2 separate regions of the Homo sapiens genome follow, and region 1 is linked to region 2. Evidence: chromatin loops called from intact Hi-C (ENCODE). Cell type or tissue: Calu3. All regions are shown on one strand. Each heading gives the region's core, and the rest is flanking DNA. Links, peaks and the distances in the headings are about the cores only.

The links. Peaks named below come from ENCODE experiments on the same cell type or tissue, not always from the same donor. Only the 100,000 strongest peaks of a DNase experiment are listed, where the experiment ranks them.
Region 1: it touches region 2 in a loop (2.9-fold over the local background); 4 of 110 quality-filtered maps call a loop at or near these places.

Annotation. Positions count from the first base shown.
Region 1 is chr10:25,871,748-25,878,421 of GRCh38, reverse strand. No RefSeq gene overlaps it. Among named protein-coding and RNA genes, the nearest start is that of MYO3A, 59 kb to the left of the region's middle. RefSeq lists a silencer at 2,578-2,757. In Calu3, for the core only: a CTCF peak has its summit at 2,653 (motif pointing left); a DNase peak (open chromatin) is centred at 2,651.
Region 2 is chr10:25,754,193-25,760,866 of GRCh38, reverse strand. No RefSeq gene overlaps it. Among named protein-coding and RNA genes, the nearest start is that of LINC00836, 110 kb to the right of the region's middle. In Calu3, for the core only: no CTCF peak of the experiment used is centred there; a DNase peak (open chromatin) is centred at 2,736.

The DNA of each region.
Region 1 (6,674 bases), core at 1,691-4,190, 120 kb before region 2:
TTGTTTTCCTGCAACTAGACTATCCCATCTGGAGGTGATAGGGTCAGTGACAGATCATCAGGCATTAGATTCCCTTAAAGATTGTACAAACTAAATCCCTTGCACACATGGTTCTCAACAGGGTTCACGCTCCTATGAGACTCTAATGCTGCTGCTGATCTGACAGGAGGTAGGGCTCAGGTGGTACTGTGAGTGATGGGAAGCATCTCTAAATATAGAGGAAGTTTTGCTCACTTGCCCACCCTAACCTCCTGCTGTGCAGCCTGGTTCCTAATATGCCACAGATCAGGACGGATCTGTGCCCTGGGGGTTGGGGAGCCCTGCCACAGCAGACACTAAAAATAGAAACTTTTCTTCATATATATGTATATATCTCTATTATTGGCTCTGGCTCATATTCTTATGTATTTATTTATTTTAGACACAGGGTCTCACTGTTGTCCGGGCTGGAGTGCAGTGGTGTGATCATGGCTCACTGCAATCTTGAGCTCCTGGGCTCAAGGGACTCTTATGCTTCAGCCTCCCGAGCAGCCAAGACTATAGGCATGAGCCTCCAAGCCTGGTCTACATATTCTAACTGGTTTAAAAAAAAATGTTGCACTTAACTAGTTACTTTGAAATGACAGTTTACAATAATGGAATTTAATTTAGCATACAGTTATTTTAGCAGATACTGAGATAATAATTCATGACCTGGGAGATGTCCCTAAAACTAAACATTCCTTCAGAGCAGTTAACTATTCTATTGAAAAGACTAATTTTTAAAAAAGAACCTTGTGGCTAAGCAACACAAAGATTTAAACTCTATTGACTGTCTTAGTGTAAATTTTCACTTGCTCTTCATGTGGAATCATGAGAGTTTGTCAGATGGAGCTGAGACAGAAATAAAGGCTCATGTGGGAGGCTGAGGCTGCCAGTCAAAGGGCTCACTATTGACTCACTCCCACTGGGAGACTGGGATGCCAGGACCTTCCACAATTTGATTGTTCACTGGGTTCTAACACCAAACCCAAGTCCACTCTGTCCACCTTGGGGATCTCATTATTAGAACCATCTATCAGCTGCCTCACTTTGCCAACATTAACTAGAAATGTGATTTCAATTCTGTATATCAGAAATGCAATTAAAATACATTGATTTTATTAATGAGTTTCATATTTCACAAAAGATTTGATGGAAAACAGATTTTTTTGAGACATTTCAAGGACTTTTCATAAGATATAAGTCTTCCCCCAAATCTTTGAGATGTGTTTTTTATCCCCATTTTACAGTTGAGGAATTTAAAACTTGGGATATGATGATAGTTTGTATCTAACTCCAGATTTATTTATTTATTTATTTATTTATTTATTTATTTATTTATTTATTTATTTATTTTTGAGACGGAGTCTCGCTCTGTCGCCCAGGCTGGAGTGCAGTGGCGCGATCTCGGCTCACTGCAAGCTCCGCCTCCTGGGTTCACGCCATTCTCCTGCCTCAGCCTCTCGAGTAGCTGGGGCTACAGGCACCCGTCACCACGCCCAGCTAATTTTCTGTATTTTTATTAGAGACAGGGTTTCATCGTGTTAGCCAGGATCGTCTCGATTTCCTGACCTCGTGATCCGCCCACCTCGGCCTCCCAAAGTGCTGGCATTACAGGCGTGAGCCACCGCACCCGGCCAACTCCAGATTTATTTGACTCCAAAGTTTGTGTTCTTTCATTTATCCTTACTTTTCCTCAAAAGAAAGGAGGCTAAAGCTATTGACTAAAAGAATGTTTAGAGATTAACAAATGCATTTCAACCCTGTATCCAATTCCTGTTACTATTACCAAAGATCTGAACAACCACAGAAACAGCTTATAACCTACCAAAACTCCAGAAGCAGTAAGTAGCATTAACCTCAAACAGGGAATCCGAACAACAAAATTCCTCTATAAAATATTTAATGACATTTTAACTTAGCATATGAGTAGTAATTCTCCTGAGAATAAAGCTGTTGTCTTGGATGAATATCATACCAGATTTAACTTATTATATGAGTAGTAATTCTCCTGAGAATAAAGCTGTTGTCTTGGATGAATATCATACAGGAGGTTGCTTATGAAACTGACACCTGGAATCCACTCCCACACTTACCCATGTTGTTCCCTTTTATGTTGATGTTACAGCCAGTTAAAAACAATTCTATCTGGACAGGTAGGTATGGTTAATAGCTAAGGTATTGTTAGCCATTAACATTTTGTTTCAAATTAGATAACCAGATTAACAAACTGGCCACTTAATAAGCCCCTCCTAGGAAATAGAAGCTAGGACATGTTAATTTTGAGGGAAGAGGTCAGAAAATTAGCAGAACATTGAATAAGTTTGGGTGGAATTCTGCATTGAAAAATAATTCCTGATGTGAAGAAAGACTCCATAAACCTCCATTAAGATGCTCTTCAATTCTAACATTTTATAATAAAATAATGTTACAGACAAGTGAACATTTTTATAACCTCATTTTTCTTAGGGTCAATTTTGCATAAAAAGAAAGTAAATCAATACCAGTTTCTGAAATTTCGAATATAGGAAATCATGCAAACAAAAACTCCCGCCATAATCCCTTGACAATATCTCTTCTCAGTGTACCCAAGAAGGCCAAAGGGTACCGTGACTGTCGAGCACACCAAGCTCCACGCGCCCTCTAGTGCATCCCTCTGGAAATGCAGCTACTAGTCCTAAGCTTAGGTATTTTCTCTGTTAAGAAAACAATTTCCAGAGCAGCTGTACTTAAAATCTGTTTATCCTGCATAGCCAACTCACCCTGAGGTGTTTCTCCAGGGTTCACATAAATTCGTTAAGTTAACTTAATCATTTCCCATCTATTCTCAAAGTTGACTTACAAGAACTCATAAAATATGACAAAATTGAAAACATTAGGCTGCATTGGATGAGAAAAGATAACAAGGGTGAGGCAAAGTGATCAAGAAATTAAATCAAAATACATGTAAAATAACAACTGACCATCCTCCCATCGATGATATATTTAGCTGTGTATTAATCAGGATGCACCAGGTTCTACTATGGTAAAGACAGCTCCCAAATCTCAGGAGTTTTTGACAACAGTGCTTTAATTTCTCTTTCGTTACAGATCTCAGGCTTATTTTTGGTTTCTAAGCGAATGGAGCAGCCATTGTCACTCACACTGCCTGCCACCATGGCAGAGGGGAAGAGCTTTGAAAAATCTTGCATTAGCAATTAAATGCTCTGATCACATCATTTCTACTCACTCTCATTGGCCAGAACTTGCCTCATGTCTCTACCCACAAGAGAGGGGAAAAGTCAGGTCTTCCATGTGTAAGGAGAGGAGGCAGAAATTTGTGGACAGCTGAAAGCCCACTACAGCGTTCCCAGGCAGGGTCAAAAAGGAAACCAGAACAGATCTGACTCAGAGTGTTCATGAAATTAAAAGCAAATACAACAGCTCAGTAAAATTCCAAGTCTTTTTGATTCTAGGGTCAGACAAGAATTTCTCCAGGATTCCTCATAGGACAAGGTATAACATAAATCATGTCATCATAATGCATTTGTGGCCTTTTCTTATAAGGCTCTTGTATAGGTTTATGACATTACAATAATCTACAGTTTGTCTAAACAATACTCTCTGGAAGAGTCGAATTATAGGTATCTTCCTCTTTGCTAAACTTCTGCATCAGAGACATATGTAAGCATTCCACCTTGCACACTGTGTTTAGTTATTTGAAGGGCAGTGAACACTAGGTTGTGTTCTCGAGGAAGCTTCTGGACAAGAGCTAGTTCTTTGCTTATAGGTGAGAACCAACTCACCTTCCTTCTCCCTTCCCTTCCCATCCCTTCCCTTCCCTTCCCTTCCCTATCCTTCCCCTCCCTTCCCCCTTCCCTTCCCTTCCCTTCCCTTCCCTTCCCTTCCCTTCCCTTCCCTTCCCTTCCCTTCCCTTCCCTTCCCTTCCCTTCCCTTCCCTTCCCTTCCCTTCCCTTCCCTTCCCTTCCCTTCCCTTCCCTTCCCTTCCCTTCCCTTCCCTTCCCTTCCCTTCCCTTCCCTTCCCTTCCCTTCCCTTCCTTTCCTTTCCTTTCCTTTCCTTTCCCTCCTCTCTTCTTCTCTTCTCTTTTTCTTTTTCTTGACAGGGTCTTGGTCTGTCTGCCAGGCTGAAGTGTGCCATCATAGCTCACTGCCAGCAACGTCAAACTCCTAGGCTCAAGTGAACCTCTCACCTCAGCCTCCCAAGTAGTTAGGACTACAGGCTCATGCCTGGCTAATTTTTTAATTCTTTTTTTTTTGTAGAGACTGGGTCTCACTATGTTGCCCAGGCTGTTCTCAAGCAATCCTCCCTCCTTGGCCTTCCAAAGCACTGGGATTACAGGCATGACCCACTGCATCTGGTTCCAAATTATCTTTCTTAATCATGATCAACTAAGGGTTGGTTAAGATCCAAATATGGAAACTGAGGAGCCAAGAGGGGCTCTTTCGTAACCAGAATCCATGCTAGTGTTCTGAGGTGAGCTGAGAGAGGAACCAAAATTTGGGCCAAGATCGTTTCCAGACAGTTCTGAATTTTTCTAATTGTACAGATAAGTGGTCAATTAATAGATTTTCCATGGTTCTATTTCATTGCCAGGGGCAAAATAGTTTTAGCCTGAAATTTGTAAGACAAGGCATAACTAGACCTTCATTTCAGCCACCTTAAACTACCATCCGAATGCCCAGGTTTGAACAATTCTACTTCTAGAAGAATCCACAATAAAACAAATGTTTGAGAAGGCTTTCCATCCTGAACTTTTATAATAAAATAATGTCACAAATTTTATAATAAAATAATACTATTTTATTAATAATAATTTTGCCTAGGAATTCTATGTATTACCAATTTAAAAGCTGGAGACTTGTCTTCTAAAACAATAATAATAATAAACTTTAATTGACTGTTTGCTGTGGCCAAGCAGTGTGGTAAGTAAGCACTTCAAATGTAGTATCTCATTTAATTTTACGGGCAAAATCTGTTACTACTCCTAATCTACAGATGAGGTAGAGTGAGGTCATATAATTTGTCTAAGGTCAAACAGGCTAACAAATGATAGAGCTAAGGGTTTTGACAAGACATCTAAATCTAGAACACATGTGCTTAGCAACTACATTTTCACCTTTCATGAATAATATCTTCATTTTTAGGAAAATATAGCTATGGTTCTTATGCAGAGAGATAATTTACTAGCAGGGTCAGTACTTGTCAGCTTTAGATAGTAAAAGCATCAACTGCATATGGAGGCAAACTGGTTTTCCTACTTTTGGTACACCAGCTGCACCCAAAATTGGTAATTGATTGACTACTAGAAAACAAGTTTGGGTTTTTTTTGTTTGTTTTTTTTGTTTTTTGTTTTTTTTTAAAGGGACTCAGCAAAACTGCTGTGTTTTCCTTTGCAGGAAGATTTATTTTATTTTATTTTATTTTTCAACTTTTATTTTATGTTCCAGGGCACACGTGCAGGAGATGCAGGTCTGTTACATAGGTAAACGTGTGCCATGGTGGTTTGCATTTTTTTAGGTACAATGTCTTGCTCTGCTGCCCAGGCTGGAGTGCAGTGGTGTGCTTATGGTTCACTGTAGCCTCGACCCCCCTGGGCTTAGGTGATCCTCCTGCCTCAGCCTCCCAAGTTACTGGACTACAGGCAAGTGCTACCATGTCCAGCTATTTTTTTTAATTTTAATTTTTGTAGATATGGGCATCTTGCCATGTTGCCAAGCTTGGTCTTGAACTCCAGGCCTCAAGCAATCCTCTCGTCTCAGCCTCCCAAAGTGCTGGGATTATAGCCATAAGCCACTGTGCCCGGCCTGCAGGAAATTTTAACTACTGTCAGAAAGCCACTCCCACCGTCTCTTGTTCATATTAATATGGTTTAGTTCTCCATGAGCACCAAAACCCAAGGATCTATAACATTCTCCTACAACTTAGTCCCAAAACAACTTTTGTTCTGGAATTAAAGGCAAAAAAAAAAAAATCCTATTTAGTGTTGCAGACTTTGACCTACATCTGATGGCTTAAACAGCTGTCCACACTGCACTTTGTTCAGGAAACTAGCTTCAAGTAGCTCATTTTCAACAAACTTATCCTGGGTAAAGAGCACAACATCAAGTGGCAGTACTGCTGAGTTGTCATCGTCATCATCCACACAGGCAGCCCAAAGTCTCTTTGTCTGAAATGTTCTGGTTCTCTTGAAAGAGGTCATTCCTAATGTGTGAAGTACTTTTGAAGGATGATCTTCCATGCTAGTCATTGTGTTTTGATACTTATTGATTGAGAAAATATGTGATGACAAATACTACTGTAAATTCAGCCTCATCTTTGAGTGCATTTATGTAACTCTACTAGTAATCACATCCCTACCTATATATATTTTATTTATATTCGTACATATACAGCATTTATTCAGTCTATAAACAAAGTTTAACCCATATATGAACTCAAAGACACCTTATAGTAGCTCCAAGACATCCAGGACTTATTACAAATAAGTTGAATATACCTATTTTCTACTTTCATGAACTCTCTAAAGCTACTAACAGTTCTCTTCACACCCCAACCCCTCCATCCCCACCCCACTGGAACTCCATGAAAATTTTATAACTTTGAAGCCAAAACAAAATCTGAAGTAGATAGAACTTTCCTTAAAACTTACATG
Region 2 (6,674 bases), core at 1,799-4,298:
GAAATACTACTACTAAAAACAGAATGCTATAAATAGAATGATGTCTTTTGCTTCTCAAGTCGATATACCAGAGTGATGCAAAAATAATAATAAAAGTGAGATATTTTGTGGCAAAGTTATCTTGGGGTAAACACTGCAGCTGAAAGCCCGCCGGCAAGTATTCCCAGAGCAAACAGGAAAAGGGTTAATTTAGTTTAATAACTGATTCTCCCCCTATATTCCTACCAAGTTCAAAATCTGTCTTACAATCAGGCCTATTGCTGATTGCACTTACCAACCCTACAAGCCGAACCTAGCAGTCTCTCATATAGCTAAGCAATGACAAGAGCGTCAGGCAGCAGAAGTGAGGACAGATCACTGCTGAGTCTTCATGTTGAGAGCAGTGGGGCAGTTGTTAGCTGGAGCTGGCTTGCACTGATTAGTGAGAGCAGATTGTGTATATTTCTTCTCTGTGCTGAGTTCAGTATGCACTGATACATTGGTAGGATGAAATTTACCATGGTGAAAGTATTTACACCATGGAAATTGGCAAATGCTATTTATCAGGCCTTTTTTTCCTCTCCTAGATCTATTATTAAATATTTTCCAGCATACTACTAGATATGCAGAAGCACAAACTACCCAACAGGCTTTTTGTGATTTGGCCTTAAATGTTAAATCCCCAGAATATAAATAGAGAGATCTTGTTGGTTGGAAGTAGGTGGAAAAGTATGAAAGGTAATGCAAGGTCGAATTCAGATGCACTCATATGTGAATGCCCATTATTAGCCTGTCCTCAATCAATTCCCAAGGCCAAGCCTTGGGAAATTGAGCATTAGTGAAAGGAAAATGTCTGCTTTGGTCAACTGAGAATAATCTCAAAGACTAAACAATTTAAAAGTTAGCTGCCTTATGAAAGCTTTCATAATGGTGAGATTTATATCTGGACAGATGACAGCAGGAGAGATATTAAAGTCAATAAATAAATGTTTATTAAAGATTTCTACTAGAGACTTCGAAAATACAAGGACATACAAGCTATAATGCCTTATCTCAACAATCTCACATGCAGGGGTATATTAGTCTGTTCTCATGCTGCTAATAAAGACATACCTGAGACTGGGTAATTTATAAAGGAATGAGTTTTAATTGACTCAGAGTTCCACATGGCTGGGGAGGCCTCACAATCATGGCGGAAAGCAAAGGAGGAGCAAAGGCACATCTTTACATGGTGGCAGGCAAAAGAACGTGTGTAGAGGAACTCTCCTTTATAAAAACATCAGATCTTGTGAGACTTATTCACTATCACGAGACTCTCCCCCATTATTCAATTACCTCCCACCAGGTCCCTCCCTCAACATGGGCATTATGGGATCTACAATTCAAGATGAGATTTGGGTAGACACAGCCAAACCATATAAAAGGGTAATAATATTATGTGGTGGAAACACATCGGTTGGGAGTCAACAAGTTCCTTTATTGGCTTTGCACTAACTGGCTGGTTGGTCATGTCCTTTACTGTCTGTGGACTTCACTTTCCTCTTCCATAAAGTAGAGATTTATGTTCTTTGAGATTACACTCTGAGATGTTATTTTGTTTAGCTATGAAAAGAATAAGAGATTCCAGGCCCAAAAGAAATCAGTGTGATTGCAATTATTTGCAGATGTGTGTATGTCTGTATGTTCATTTCTCCTAGACTGAACTTTTTAAAAACATAGATAATGTGTTATTCATCCTTATATTCCCAGTACTGGACACATATTGGATGTTCAGTGAATGTTGAATGAACAAATAAAGAATAAATACCTCTGTAACTAATCAGGGAATAGGTATAACACAAATTAGGTTGTGGACCTGTGAAGAAACTGGTGTATCCTATTGTACTTTTCCATTTGGTTTTCATAGGAACCCTGTTGGTACAAAAATATATGCAATTTCTTCAGATTCTGGTGAGAGGTAGAGACAGGGCCAAGTTGCTAAAAAAAAAAAAAAAAAAGTGTCTTCTATGAGTTTTTTTTGTACCATTACAAAAATTTTTTTTGGAAACAACCAAGTGTACTTTGTTTTATCAGATAATTGGCACACTAGTTTTATTATAACTGGTAAGAATCTTGCAGTACCTAGAGGCAAAGATTCTGAACATTGATAGATTATCTAAGCATATATTTGTAGTGATGTAATTGTGGCTATAGGAGACTGGATAACATCTGTGCAGGGCATAGGACGTTTTAAAAAGTTGCTTAACCAAATGAACCTCTGCTATCAACTTGCTGTGCTACTACATTTACCTTTCTTCTCTTTAGTGTTGTAGGGCAAAAAATCTGGCTAATGGAAAATTTTAATTCACTGTTTTGTTTAACTGACTTAATGGACTGCAATTACTGATGTAGTATTTAAACAACCAGAGCAGTAGCTGTGCTTTTTCACATCATAAATGCATGCTAAATTTATCTTCCTTTATAATGTAGCTTGTAGGTTTGCTCCATTTTGCTGTGTGAGTAAATGGTTAAACATCTTACAGTTTGTATTGCCCCCCAGGGTTAGAGAGAAAACAAGTCATTTATCCTCAAGAGCTCCCCTGAGATCTGCAGAAGGGTGTGCTGCTTTTAAATAGATTTCTGTAGCAAAGTGCACAGTCATTTTAAAGCTACTGATGTATTTGGAGACATTCATTTCCTATCTGTCAGCCCCTACCTTTGGATTTCATATTTCCTTCTAGTTCACAACAGGGGAAGTGCAGACTGACTCAATGCTGCCCCCAAGTGTTATCTCAAAACATAGGCTCAGGACAAAAGCAAGACAAAGAGCCACTAATCACAAGAAAAGAAATTCATTATCAAAATCTACAGTTTATTTTGAATTGTGCTTCTGGTTGCTATTTAAAGAGAACACATTATGAAATGAAATCAACTCAACAAATATTTTTGGAAAACCTGTGCTATGTGTAAGAGGATACAAAGGAACAAAACACGATCCAAGCTTTAAAGGCTTTCAAACAAGTCAGAGAGACAAGAGTGGCTGAAAGGCTAAATAAAAAACAACTAATAGATGTCACAAGAATGAATTAGACGAACTGTTAAAATAATGGTAATCTAACTTGTATAGCTGACATTTAAAAAATATAACCTAATACACATTTTTAAGGCATGTGCTAAATCCTTTGTATTCGTTATCTCATTCAATCTGCACAATAACCCTATGAAGAAAGAAACAGTGTAATGTCTCCTTTTTTCTTGAATGAAACAGAGGCTTTCAGTCTGGTGCAAAAGTAATTGCAGTTCTTGCCATTAAAAGTAATGGCACCAACCTAATAGCTAAGAGCTAGGTCACCTACCTATGACATGACAGAGCTGGGACTCACCTCAAGTCTTCCTGGCCAGAAAGCCTGTGCTCTTACCTGAAATGCTTTGTAACCACAAGATGCTAGAGAAGACAACCATCATGAGAGTAGAAGTGATCCCATGGGGTTTTCCAAGGATGTGTGGTTTGAGGATGTTCACACTTAAAAAAAGAAAGTTTTTAAGTTTTGTTTTGTTTTGTTTTTGAGAAAGAGTCTTGCTGTGTCACCCAGGCTGGAGTGCAGTGGCTCGATATTGGCTCACTGCAACTTCTGCCTCCCAGGCTCAAGCAATTCTCCTACCTCAGCCTCCCGAGTAACTGGGATTACAGGTGCCTGTCACCACGCCCGGCTAATTTTGTATTTTTAGTAGAGACGGGACGGGGTTTTACCATGTGGGCCAGGCTGGTCTCGAACTACCGACCTGAAGTGATCAGCCCGCCTCGGACTCCGAAAGTACTGGGATTATAGGTGTGAGCCACCGCACCCGGCTGGAAAGCTTTCAAAGTGAAGCAATCAGCATTGCTTGTGTATCCGGAATTGGTGGGTTCTTGGTCTCAGACTTCAAGAATGAAGCCGCGGACCCCGGCGGTGGGTGTTACAGCTCTTAAGGTGGCGCGTCTGGAGTTTCTTCCTTCTGGTGGGTTCGTCGTCTCGCTGGCTCAGGAGTGAAGCTGCAGATCTTCTCAGTGAGTGTTACAGCTCTTAAGGCGGTGCGTCTGGAGTTGTTCGTTCCTCCTGGTGGGTTCGTGGTCTCGCTGTCTTCAGGAGTGAAGCTGCAGACCTTTGCGGTGAGTGTTACAGCTCATAAAGGCAGTGTGGACCCAAAGAGTGAGCAGTAGCAAGATTTATTGCAAAGAGCGAAAAAACAAAGCTTCCACAGTGTGGAAGGAGACCCGAGCGGGTTGCCACTGCGGGCTCAGGCAGCCTGCTTTTATTCTCTTATCTGGCCCCACCCACATCCTGCGGATTGGTAGAGCAGGGTGGGGTGGGGGGGGGGGGGGGTGGTCTGTTTTGACAGGGCGCTGATTGGTGCGTTTACAATCCCTGAGCTAGACATAAAGGTTCTCCACTTCCCCACCAGACTCAGAAGCCCAGCTGGCTTCACCCAGTGGATCCCGTACCGGGGCTGCAGGTGGAGCTGCCTGCCAGTCCTGTGCCGTGCGCCCACACTCCTCAGCCCTTGGGTGGTCGATGGGACTGGGCGCCCTGGAGCAGGGGGTGGCGCTCGTCGGGGAGGCTCTGTCCGCACAGGAGCCCACGGAGTTGGGGGAGGCTCAGGCATGGTGGGCTGCAGGTCCTGAGCCCTGCCCGGCGGGAAGGCAGCTAAGGCCCGGCAAGAAATCCAGCGTAGCACCAGTGGGCCGGCACTGCTGGGGGACCCAGTACACCCTCCGCAGCCACTGGCCTGGGTGCTAAGCCCCTCATTGCCCGGGGTCGGCAGGGCCGGCCGGCTGCTCCGAGTGCGCGGACCGCCAAGCCCACGCCCACCTGGAACTCCAGCTGGCCCGCAAGCGCTGCGCGGCCCTGGTTCCCGCTCGCGCCTCTCCCTCCACACCTCCCCGCAAGCTGAAGGAGCTGGCTCTGGTGTTGGCCAGCCCAGAAAGGGGCTCCCACAGTGCAGTGGTGGGCCAAAGGGCTCCTCAAGTGCCGCCAAAGTGGGAGCCCAGGCAGAGGAGGTGCCGAGAGCGAGGGAGGGTTGTGAGGACTGCCAGCACGCTGTCACCTCTCACTTGGTTTGGTAAGAGCAGCAAGATTTTTTCTTTTCTTTTCTTTTTTTTTTTTGAGGCAGAGTGTCACTCTGTCACTCAGGCTGGAGTGCAGTGGTACCATCTCGGCTCACTGCAACCTCTGCCTTGTGCCTCAGCCTCCCTAGTAGCTGGGACTACAGGTGTCCACCATCATGCCCAGCTAGTTTTTTTTTTTGTATTTTTGGTGGAGAGGGGATTTCTCCATGTTGCCCAGAATGGTCTCAAACTCCTGAGCTCAGGCAATCCACCCACCTCGGCCTCCCAAAGTGCTGGGATTACAGGCATGAGTCATGGCGCCTGGCTGCAAGAGATTTTTTTAGTCAGTCAGATTTATAAGCCTGAGTTTGAATCCCAACTCAGGCACTTGGTTGATCAGTGACTTGGGCAAACATCTTACACCCAGTTTCCTGTCCTGTCAAATGAAGATAGAATAACACATACCTCTGCTGTGTATCAGACATATATGAGAAGTATCTTGTCCATGGTGGGGTGACTCATGTCACAGCTCCCTTCTTCTTCATGGAAGGGAGGAGTAGAAAGGTTGGGAGTCTTGGACCCAATGTTCACAGCCTTGAGGGACAGACGAAAGTGTGATTTCAGAACACAGAAACTTTCTAAGGAGAGAGTTTTTAAGACTCATACAGGCTACTGGCGATGGCACAATTTTATAGCTTATGCAATTTATACTTTTTTTTTTTTTTTTTGAGACGGAGTTTTGCTGTTGTTGTCCAAGCTGGAGTGCAATGGTGCAATCTCAGTTCACTGCAACCTCTGCCTCCCGGGTTCAAGCGGTGGCTCATGCCTGTGATCCCAGCACTTTGGGAGGCCAAGGCGGGTGGATCACCTGAAGTCAGGAGTTCGAGACCAGCCTGACTAACATAGTGAAACCCAGTCTTTACTAAAAATACAAAATTAGGCCAGGTGCGGTGGCTCACGCGTGTAATCCCAGCACTTTGGGAGGCCGAGGCGGGTGGATCACGAGGTCAGGAGTTCAAGACCAGCCTGGCCAATATGGTGAAACCCCATCTCTACTAAAAAAAATACAAAAATTAGTTGGGCGTGGTGGCATTCGCCTGTAGTCCCAGCTACTAGGGAGGCTGAGGCAGGAGAATCGCTTGAACCTGGGAGGCAGAGGTTGCAGTGAGCTGAGATCGCGCCACTGCACTCCAGTCTGGGCGACAGAGTGAGACTTCATCTCAAAAAAAAAAAAAAAAAAAAAATTAACTAGGTGTGGTGGCGCACGCTTGTAATCCCAGCTACTTGGGAGGCTGAGGCAGGAGAATTACAATTTAAACTTTCAAATACCAGCCTAGAATATATAAGTTTCCTTCCATAAATGTCTCTGATCTAATCCTTATGCTCCAGGGAATGTAGCTCAGAGAAGCGTAAATAAAAGAGATTTTAAAAAATTACCGAGGTCTTTCTAGATCAGATTTGTAGCTTATAGTTATGATCTCTAAGCCCCTCCTCACCATGTAAAAAATTAGGTCATCTTGGGGGAACTCAAATGATCACTTTGTTCTGCTTGGTTCAAATATTTTCTAAGATGCTGTTGACTTCATGGGGTGCCGTGAGCCACTGAGCCCTCTTCCACATCATAGCAGAT